2 separate regions of the Homo sapiens genome follow, and region 1 is linked to region 2. A link is an interaction called in ENCODE POLR2A ChIA-PET data of the cell type or tissue named here. Cell type or tissue: Panc1. All regions are shown on one strand. Links, peaks and the distances in the headings refer to the core of each region. The heading gives the core; the rest is flanking DNA. Region 1 holds the start of STAT5A (signal transducer and activator of transcription 5A). Region 2 overlaps RETREG3 (reticulophagy regulator family member 3).

Region 1 (5,367 bases), core at 90-5,089, 300 kb after region 2:
GTGCCCTCCCCGTCTTCCTCTCCCCTCGCCCCACCGGAGCTTCCCTAGTGAGGGGGACGGCCAGAAACTGAAAGAGAAACTTGACGGCGGGAGGCCCACAGGCCCCCTGGAGAGGGCTGCAAGGATCCCCCAGCCCACCTCGGGCCCGGTTTCTGGGAAGGGGAGATATTCCAACCCGAAGTTAGGCCAGCGCCACGACGGCTCCCACTCGACGGCTAGGGCTTTTCGGGCACGTGGCTGGGGCTGTTCAGGAGACAGGGCTGAGGACTTGGGCGCTCCCCTCTTCGGCTGCTCCCCCATCTGTGCACTAGTGCCTCCCCGGGTCCAGCCCGACAGGTGCTCCCTCTCCGAGGCGTGCCAGGACGGCGCCCTCCCTGGCCTCTGCCTTTCATCCCCGACCCCTGTCCCCACGTCCCCCCGTCCCTCGTCTGCGCTGGGCCAACTCCCTCGCAGTGCCGGGGACTGATCCCCGCGCTGCGCCCGGCCGTCGAGCTCCGGGTGCCGGAGGTGCCGGGGCGGCAGTAGAGTGTCCCCTCTCGGCGCGCCGCCGAGGACGCGCCACCGGGTCACCCACCTGGTGGGGCCGCACCGTCCGGCAGCCGGGCCGGCTCTGCGCCCCGCGGCTCTCGCTCCCGGCCGGGGTTCCTGGCGGCGGCGGCAGCGGCGGCTGTTACTACAGGAAGGAGCGGAGAGCAGCGATTTCCTCCTCAAAGGTCAGCTGCCTGCGATAGACCATACACAGCGCGCGAGCCCGCGCCAGCAGCCCTCCCAGCCCCGCTTGCTCCCTCCCTGCCTCGCCCTCAGTCGCCGGCTCCCCTGCAAGTGCGCAACAGCGGCGGCCGTTCCCGGCGGGCGGCGCCGGGCGTGGGGGCTGCCCCGACGGCGGGGTCCCCCGGGAGTCCCAGCAGGCCCTCGGCGGCGGCTCCCAGGGAGCGTCCCGGAACCGGGGCGGGTCAGAATAGCCGGGGGAATGTGGTTGTCGGGCGTTGCCGGGAAATCCCGGGCTCTGGAAATCCCAAACCTGGGCCTCAGTTTTCTCATCCGCAAAAAGGGAGGAGGGAAAAGTGGACCAATTGGCGACGCCTTCCAGCTCTGGCGCGTGTCATCTTTTGAGCCCCTAGATTAAAAAATAAATGTGTGGGGTGTGTGTGTGCACGCGCGTGTGTGCGCATGTGTGTCTTGGGGGCCACAGGTTTTGTGACCTCAGAGACAAAACTGTAGAGAGGGGAAGAACTGGGGATTCTAGTGAAGCCAAGATCACCCCCACCACCGCAGCACCTCCCTCCTTCTTTTACTCCGGCCATCTAAACTCAACCCTGACGGAGGAACTGGAAAGAATCTTGGCAGTCATGTGTTTCAGCCCTCCCCCTCTCCACAATTTTGCAGGTAAGAAATGGAAGTCCTGAGAGGGAAAGGGGCTTGCCCGGGGCCACCCAGGGCCACACAGTAGGCACGTGGCCTCACCAGCCGACTGTGATCCATAAACTAGCCAGCGCCCCCGTTCACCCAGCCTAGTTACTTATGAGGCTGGTTCTACCTTCAGAAAAGTCCAGGGAGGGACCGTCTTGAGTCCTCCTAACTTCGAAACTCTCTACAGGCCTTGCCACAGCAGTGAATATCCTGTCTAGAGCCTCAGTCCCCCTCTCCAAGAGGCCCCTTCCCACGAGGCCCAAGGGGTTTGGTAAGGTCGGGCTGGACGCCTTCCATCCCCTTTGCCCAGCTTCCCTCTCCTCTGGGCCTCCCCTCTGCCTGGCAGCGGGTTGGCAGCACCAGAGGAGGGGCCAGCCCAGCTGCCCACTCACAGCACAGCTGGGCCAAGACTGCATGTTCTGTTGGGGGGGGTGCATTCTCATCTGCCTCCCTCCCCAGCTGCTTCTCAGAGCTGCCCTTTTCTCTCCATTTCCACTCTCCTTTCTTGCCCCTTACTACCTCTCCCAGTTTCATTCTTTTAACTTCAGAGGAAAAAAAAAAAAAGAACTTCAAAGCTGCAGAAGCCAAAATGTCTGCGTTCTCCCCACCTTCTCTGTGTGGTCACAGTGTCTTAGTTGGCAGGATCACGAGGAAAGGAATTGAAAACTCTAAGGGGGTGCATGGAGGATGTAGGGAAGCCTTGCTTCCCAGATGCTCTGCAGGGGGCCCCAGGGAGGAGGAAGTATAGTCCCTCTCCTCTCCTTTCCCACTCTGAGCAATGGATTTGGCAGGGGAGGGTCAGACACAGAGCTAGGGGGTCAACTGGAATGAAAGCCAAGTGCCACAGCTGGAAGTGACCATAAAGATGATTTTACAAGTGGAAAAACAAAGGCCAGAGAGGGGAAGTGACTTTGCCACCGTCATGCAGCCTGTCGGTGGCTGGATACAAACCCATTGCCACATTTGGGTGGGTCCCACTTGGCACCTGTGCCCTCCAGCAGTTCCCTTCAGGCAGGTGTGGAAGTCAGTTGATGGGAGCAGATTCCTCAGGTTTTCAAGTCCTCTCACCCAGGTCTGGAGGGCAGAGGGCCACCCTTGCCATGCACTGACATCTGGGCACCTGATGGGGTGGGGGTGCCTGCTTAAGAGAGGGGGTCCTGCCTGCTCTCTTCCAGGCAGCCACCTCTCTAGACTTCTCCTCCAGGGCCTGCAGAGGCCTGTTGCTCCAGCAGGCAGCCCCACCCACCAAACATCTGTCTTGGTTGGGCCGGGCTTGGCTTTAGTGTGGGTAGTCCTAGGTCCTAAAAAGCTAGCATTGAGGTGCCAGAGTACAGAATGGGAAGGATGGGCCTAAAAGGGTGTGTGGCTGTGTTTTCAGAGCCCTCCCGTGCCTCCCACCCTGACCCTGTGCCCAGTGGCTGTGCCCTTGGTTGACCATCCCTCATTTGGTCTCTGACTGTAAGGCCCCGAATATCTGTGTCTTTCATTGCACATTTCCCCTTCTGGGTTTTTTTTTTTTTTTTTTTTTTGAGATGGAGTTTCGCTCTCGTTGCCCAGACTGGAGTGCAATGGCGCGATCTTGGCTCACAGCAACCTCCACCTCCAAGGTTCAAGCGATTCTCCTACCTCAGCCTCCCGAGTAGCTGGGATTACAGGCATGTGCCACCACTCCTGGCTAATTTTGTATTTCTAATTTTGTATTTTTAGTAGAGGCGGTGTTTCTCCATGTTGGTCAGGCTGGTCTCGAACTCCCGACCTCAGGTGATCCACCCGCCTCGGCCTCCCAAAGTGCTGGAATTACAGGCATCAGCTACCATGCCCGGCCCCCACTCTGGCTTTTATTCTCTCTGTGTCTCTCCCTTGTCTCCTTAGGTCTCCATCTGGTTCTCTGATTCTGTCTGGGTTTCTCTCCATTTCTTCAGGCCTGTTCTCCCTTTGAGATGCAGTGGGGAGGAGGAGGAGCTATGGAACTTTCCCAGGATGGGCAAAGGGCACCCAAGGGAGTAGAGGGAAGGGTGTCAGAGTTGGGTTGGGAAGAGGTGACTGTAGTCGTGGCTCCAGATAACACAACTACCCAGAAATGTCAAATTTGGGGTTTCTTTTTGCTTTCAGTCCCCTTGTTTGTCCCCTTGTGTGGGTGATTTCCCACCACAAAGTGCCCTGGTGATTTTGGGGAACCAGGCTGTGGAGGAGAAAACTGAGGCCACGGGATGGGGGTTCAGGAAGATCAGAAACTGTCAAGGGTCTGACTGAGCTGCGGTCCGAGGCTGGCCTCCTTGCCCCTAACTGCTCTTCACCCCCAAATCCAAGTCACAGTATTAGATGGGGAGTGAGGAAGGATTTTAGAAATCTTACAGAAATATATTCCCCAGGCTAGGTGCAGTGGCTCACGCCTGTAATCCCAGCACTCTGGGAGGCTGAGGTGGGAGGATCACTTGAGGCCAGGAGTTTGAGACCAGTCTGACCAACATGGTGAAACCTCGTGTCTACTAAAAATACAAAACAATTAGCTGGGCGTGGTGTCACGCACCTGTAATCCCAGCTACTCGGGAGGCTGAGGCACAAGAATCTCTTGAACACAGGAGGCGGAGGTTGCAGTGAGCCGAGATCATACCACTGCACTCCAGCCTGGGCAACAGAGTCAGACTCTGTCTCAAAAAAAAAGAAAAGAAAAAAAAAAAAGCAATATATTCTCCAAAAGAAGACCTCCTATATTTTATTAGGAATAATAATAGTCTGCAGCCTAGGCTTCAGTTGGCACACTATATTCGTATCCTGAACTACATCAAGGCACATTTGTGTACAGACATGGTTGTGCTCTTCAACTCAACGGATCCTTTCAATAACCTTGAAGGCAGTCAGGGCCAGAATCACACCCTTTGATTAGTCCATGAAAGAAACCTGCCCAAAGCTGTCTGGCCAGTAAGTGCACAGATGGCACCAGGATCCAAGTTGCCGGGCCTTGTGGGCAGGGTCTCAGTATAACCTTTCTAAGCTTCCCCAAGCCCAGCACACACCGGCGGAGTGAAGAGGCCTCCCTGGGCTGGGCTAGCCCACCATTTTTCTGCGGTGCGGAGCATGGCATCTCCATTCTCGCCCAGCCTACACCCCTGCTCTATTGAATGGGACAGTGTGCTCTGTGCACACTTACATGAAGGTGGGTTTGAGTTTATGGATTAAGAGAATTATCCCAAAGGGCCGGGCATGGTGGCTCACGCCTGTAGTCCCAGCACTTTGGGAGGCTGAGGCGGGTGCATCACCTGAGGTCAGGAGTTCGAGATCAGCCTGGCCAATATGGTGAAACCCCGTCTCTACTAAAAATCCAAAAATTAGCTGGGCGTGGTGGTGCACACCTGTAGTCCCAGCTACTCAGTACGCTGAGGCAGGATAATCACTTGAACCAGGGAGGTGGAGGTTGCAGTTAGCTGAGATCACGCCGTTGCACTCCAGCCTGGGCAACAAAAGCGAAACTCCGTCACAAAAAGAAAAAAAAAAAAAGAGGGAGAGAGAAAGAATTATCCCAGGTCCCCTTTCTGCCTTGCCCTTGACGATCAGGTCTGCCCATGCCCCTACCCTGGGGAGAACAGATTGAGGTCACCTTGACTTGACCTTCCTTGGGGGGTGGAGGGAGGTGGTACAGAGATGCCTTTGTTTCCTGTGCTCCAAGTCCCTTCTTCAAGGAGAGTTCCTGTTACATGGGAGCCAGAGGGGAGGTGGGGTAGGGGTGAAGGGCCTTCCCAAGAAAGCTGGAGGCTTTCTAGGAAGTATCTTTTCACCCTGCGGCAAAGGGGAGAAGCCCTGGAGCACTTAAACATCCTGTTTCACCCCCACCTTGCCTCTGCTTGGACAGCCTACCTGCACTCCAGCCCCCACCGGAGAAGGCTTCTAGAAGTGGGGCCATGGGCCCATGCTCAGAGTATACCCCACCTCTGAGGCCAGGCCCTGGTACCTCCCTAT
Region 2 (5,358 bases), core at 251-5,250:
AGGATATGACCTTTGCATATTTTCATGACCTGTTTAGTGTCATGAAAATATCCTTCTTTAGCAGGCTCTCCACATACAAAGTTCATTTCTTACCAAGTCAGAAATTGATGAGGGTCCACTAACATATATTGTTGGTATTACCAACTATAAAGGACTGCCTGTCCCTGTTTAAGGAGAGAATTTTTAGAGCCAGGGTATTGTCAGCAGAACATAACTCTTAGGGGTTTCTCTGCTAGGTTCTATTTATGCCAGAGTACTTTTTTCCCACTTGGAGCATAGTTTTGTAAATTTAGTTACTTCCTGTTGGCATGTACTCAGCTTGCTTGGGGCTGGAAGAACTAAGTACTTATGCCTGTGGCTTTTGTATATCAAAACCTCGCATGATTTGTTGTGTAATTTCCATTTATGGCTCAGTGACACCCATTGCCAGGTTCTGCCCTTGGCCTGTCAGCAGCATACTGTGCTGTGCACAACCCTGCAGTAGGCTTTGTGGGTGGCTGTAGAAGTCCCTGCCCTCAAAGACTCCTTCATGTGTAGGGGAGACTGGTGAAGATGACTGGCAGACTTGGGCAGATCTGTTCCACACTTTGTGTCCAAGCCCTAAGGACCAATAGCAGCGCTACAGTTGGGAATGTTTTTTGCAGCCCCTTCTCCATTTTGTCACTGTTTCCCATGCCTCCTCACAGTTGTCACTGTCATGATGTGGCCCCTTGCTGTGTACCACCGACTGTGGGATCGAGCATATGTGCGGCTGAAGCCAGCTCTGCAGCGGCTAGACTTCAGTGTCCGTGGCTACATGATGTCCAAGCAGAGAGAGAGACAATGTAAGTGTCATGGTGTCATTCTTTCCACTTACGCAATTTGGGGCGAAAAGGAGAAGCCCATAGGTCTGACATACTGGGTGGGTCCTCAAAAGTGGAAGTCGGGGGTAGTTGGTGGGGGTGAGGATTGATAGGTAAAAATGATATTCTGTTCTAGGGAAACCTGTGCAGGCTTGCCAGTTTTTATCATTTGTAATCCTAGGCTCCCGTTTTAAACCTATCTGATAAAAGCTCTTTCAAGTTGAATAAAAGCTAGACAGTGAAGATAAATTCCTAGTATTTGTGGTTTGTTTTTTTTTTTTTTTTTTTTTTGAGACAGGGTCTCATTCTGTTTCCCAGGCTGGAGTGCAGTGGCATGATCATGGCTCACTGCACCCTTGACCTCCCAGGCTCAAGTGATCCTTCTACTCAGCCCCGCCAAACCCTTCAGTAGCTGGGACTACAGGCATGTGTCACCACATCTATCTGATTTTTAAATTTTTTTGTAGAGATGGGGTCTCATGTTGCCCAGGCTGATCCTGAACTCCTGGGCTCAAGCGATCCTCCTGCCTTGGCGTTCCAAAGTGTTGGGATTACAGGTGTGAGCCACCGTGCTGAGCCCAGAGCAGATCCTTTCAACTCCTAAGCCTGGTCTCTTCACTAGTAAAAGCTGCCTCCCAAAGGTGATTAAAAACTGCTGCCTCAGAGGTTGTAAGTGTACTAGCCTGAGATCCATGCAACACAATGATGGTAGTACAAACTTTTCCCTCCCTTGTGTGGTCTTGTCAGGTTTTGTGTTTTATGGAGGCCTGGCCTTCAAAGAGCCCTGCACTTGGTCACCAAGGCCCAAGTCCCCTTGGGGCAGCCAGTTGAATAATACCAGTCCTCAAAAGTCTGATTTAACAAGGTGTGCATCTCCTTTTGCCCTCTCTTTGATCATGTCCACTTAACACCTTGACATTAGGTCTGCCTTTAGCCATCCAGAGAGTTGTTGACAAAGCCTGGTATTTGATCATCTGACCAGAATAGAAATGTGTGCCAGGCCGGGCGCAGTGGCTCACACTTGTAATCCCAGCACTTTTGGAGGCTGAGGTGGGCGGATCACCTTAGGTCAGGAGTTCGAGACCAGCTTGACCAATATGATGAAACCCCGTCTCTACTAAAAATACAAATATTAGCCAGGTGTGATGGTGAGCACCTGTAATCTCAGCTACTCAGGAGGCTGAGACAGGAGTATTGCTTGAATCCAAGAGGCAGAGGTTGCAGTGAGCCGAGATCGCGCCATTGCACTCCAGCCTGGGCAACAAGAACAAAACTCCATCTCAAAAGAAAAAAGAAATATGTAGGGTCTGGTGGAGAGGATGTTGGAAGCTGAGATATTTTCTCCAGTGTTTTCAACTCACCTTGCATTTAGGCTCAGCAGCTCAGCCTTCTGTTATTATTATGTAGGCTTAGAGCCAGATTCAGAGAGGCTCTTTGTTTTGTGTTCTGATTTTATGTCTTTAAAGTCCAAAGGGGATTTTACGCTGGGAGAAGGTATCAAGCAAGACTTTGTGCTCTTCCCACAGTACGCCGCAGAGCTCTCCACCCAGAACGAGCCATGGACAACCACAGTGACAGCGAAGAGGAGCTTGCTGCCTTCTGTCCTCAGGTATCTTGAGTGTGGGAGCTGCTTCACTGTCCAGTTTTCTTTAGCTACCTTTTAACCATCCGACAGCTCACATTTAGGCCATAACCAGGTTTGAGGCCTTAGACTCCCCTTGTTCCCAAGACAAGGAGAGAAGTGAGACTTTGTTCCTAGATCTCAATTTTTTTCTTTATCATATCATTCCTGTAATCAACCTAGGTCTCAATTAGAGCCTGATGCCCAGCACCGCTCTTCCGTATCTCTTTTTACCCTACCATTATGGAAGAACTTCTGGAGCTAGTATGATCATCTTTTAAACAGCCCAGTTCACCCTTGGGTCTGTGCAGTATGTGTATCCTCCTACCACTTTGAAAAATTATCTCTGGATCAATTATTTGCCTTAAAGTAAGTGGGTAATTGACTCCCCCAAGACTGCTTTTCTTCCTGTGCTTAAGAGGTTATGAATGAGTGTTTTCTTTGGGAGAGCAGCCTAAAAGGGGTCAAGATTTTTTTTGTTGTTGTTACTTTCACATGTATTGATTAAAAAAAAAATAAAGGGGAGAGGGAGTTTTCAACGGGAAGTTACCATCTATCCCTGGTTACATTGATTTGATGGCCTTCGGATAACTAATGCTAGCTGATTAGTAAAGCTGTACCTGGTGACTACACCTGGTTCCTGATGGCATTATCTCACATTTGTTGGTCTTTTCCTAAGCTGGACGATTCTACTGTTGCCAGGGAATTGGCCATCACAGACTCTGAGCACTCAGACGCTGAAGTCTCCTGTACAGACAATGGCACATTCAATCTTTCAAGGGGCCAAACACCTCTAACGGAAGGCTCTGAAGGTGAGGGGAGCCTTTGACCTCAGTTGATAATGGCTCTGACTGTTGCCTCTTAGCTTCCCTGAACAGAGGGGATACTGGTGCTTGCCCCTCTCCTGTTTTCTGAGCTATGGATCAGGCGGCAGAGCAGCCTGAGTGCTGTGGCTACAGCCAGGATGGCACTGCTGCCCTTCTTGAAGACTTTAGTCCCTTAGTAGCCTCAGGCACTAGCCTCACAGGGGACATAGAAGAGAGGGGGAATTGTGTAGAGATCACAGCCACCTATAAGTGGAGGGGAAAGGTATACCAGTCCCATGGGTTTATTTCGCCCTGAGAAAGCCAGGGTGGGAAAAATCTGGTCATGTGGGGCTGGGGCACAGGAGGGCCAGGTAGGTGCCATGACTCAGACACTTCTGTATTCCACCAGACCTAGATGGTCACAGTGATCCAGAGGAATCCTTTGCCAGAGACCTTCCAGACTTCCCTTCCATTAATATGGATCCTGCTGGCCTGGATGATGAGGACGACACTAGCATTGGCATGCCCAGCTTGATGTACCGTTCTCCGCCAGGGGCTGAGGAGCCCCAGGCCCCACCTGCCAGCCGGGACGAGGCTGCGCTGCCGGAGCTCCTGCTTGGTGCTCTTCCTGTAGGATCCAACCTCACCAGCAACCTTGCCAGCCTGGTCTCCCAGGGTATGATTCAGCTGGCCTTGTCAGGGGCCTCCCAACCAGGCCCTTCTGGAGCACCTGCCCAGAGAGCAACGAGAGGCTTCCTCCGGTCCCCCAGTTCAGACCTGGACACTGATGCTGAGGGGGATGACTTTGAACTTCTGGACCAGTCGGAGCTGAGTCAGCTGGACCCTGCCAGTTCTAGGAGCCACTGAGGCAGAGACTCCTTTTGGGAGTCACTGTGGTTTAGGTTTTTTTCTCCCCATCCCACTTAAGGTGATGGGGCAAGGGAAGAACTCAGCTCCCCTCCCCTGAATTATATTTGTATGCTGGGTGGCCTGGCTGATGCTCAGAGGCCTCCTTAGAGAGGACACTCACTCCCCTCCCACCAGCTGGATGCCCATTTCTGAGCTCAGTCACTGAAGTGAGAGTGTGCTCCCCCAAGGGAGGCTTCTCTCCATCAGGATGGTACTTTGGGGGAACAAAATAGTCAGGGATATTGGTTCCCCTTTGAGGAGGTGCTGCTGTTTGCTTTTAGGTATGAGTGCTCAGGGGCCCTCACTGAAAGAGCCCATGCCTGCCTTCCTCCTTTCATCGCCTCTCTAGAGCCCCCAAAGTCAGGCAGCAGCTGGAGTAGTTACATTGTCATCATCTTTTTTTTTGAGACAGTTTCGCTCTGTTGCCCAGGCTGGAGTGCAGTGGTGTGATCTTGGCTTTCTGCAACGTCTGCCTTCCAGGTTGAAGAGGTTCTCCTGCCTCAGCCTCCTTAGTAGTGGGATTACAGGTGCCCGCTACTATGCCCGGCTAATTTTTCTTTTGGTATTTTTAGTAGAAATGGGGTTTCACCATGTTGGCCAGGCTGGTCTCAAACTCCTGACCTCAAGTGAGCTGACTGCCTTGGCCTCCCAGAGTGCTGGGATTAGTCGTCATCTTTTGTTAAACCAGGATTTGATTTTTTTCTTTTCTTTTCTTTTCTTTTTTTTTTTTTTGAGACAGAGTCTCTCTCTGTTGCCCAGGCTGGAGTGCAGTGGCACAATCTCGGCTCACTGCAGCCTCCGCCTGCCGGGTCAAGCGATTCTCCTACCTCAGCCTCCTCAGTAGCTGAGATTACAGGCATGCACCACCATGCCCGGCTAATTTTTTTGTGTTTTTAGTAGAGATGGGGTTTCACCGTGCTGGCCAGGCTGGTCTAGAACTCCTGACTGCAAATGATCAGCCCGCCTCAGCCACCCAAAGTGTTGGGATTACAGGTGTGAGCCACTGTGCCCAGCGTGATTTTTTTTTTTTTTTAAAGCAAACTTGTCCTTTGGTTTTGCAGAACAGGCCTGCTCCCTCTCATCTAGCCCATCATTTCTTGGGGCCTGAACCCCAGTGGTCCAAAGTATTGCTTGTGAAATTTAAAAAATGTGAATATGATGTGGGGATGGGCCTCTTCTA

Evidence for each region. Peaks named below come from ENCODE experiments on the same cell type or tissue, not always from the same donor. Only the 100,000 strongest peaks of a DNase experiment are listed, where the experiment ranks them.
Region 1: POLR2A ChIA-PET joins it to region 2 with 13 read pairs; 2 of 35 experiments call an interaction of 5 or more read pairs at or near these places.

Annotation. Positions count from the first base shown.
Region 1 is chr17:42,283,806-42,289,172 of GRCh38, reverse strand. It overlaps STAT5A (signal transducer and activator of transcription 5A), which reads right to left and starts at 675. Exons shown (of 19, transcript NM_001288718.2): 1 at 575-675. It also overlaps a transcript of STAT5B not described here. RefSeq lists silencers at 322-1,001, 1,022-1,101 and enhancers at 1,118-1,618, 1,902-1,961. In Panc1, for the core only: no CTCF peak of the experiment used is centred there; no DNase peak of the experiment used is centred there; H3K4me3 peaks cover 2,023 bases; H3K27ac peaks cover 3,648 bases.
Region 2 is chr17:42,580,591-42,585,948 of GRCh38, reverse strand. RETREG3 (reticulophagy regulator family member 3) reads left to right here. Exons shown (of 9, transcript NM_178126.4): 6 at 687-824; 7 at 2,369-2,451; 8 at 3,143-3,275; 9 at 3,679-5,358. The coding sequence ends at 4,136. Among named protein-coding and RNA genes, the nearest start is that of PSMC3IP, 5.5 kb to the right of the region's middle. In Panc1, for the core only: no CTCF peak of the experiment used is centred there; no DNase peak of the experiment used is centred there.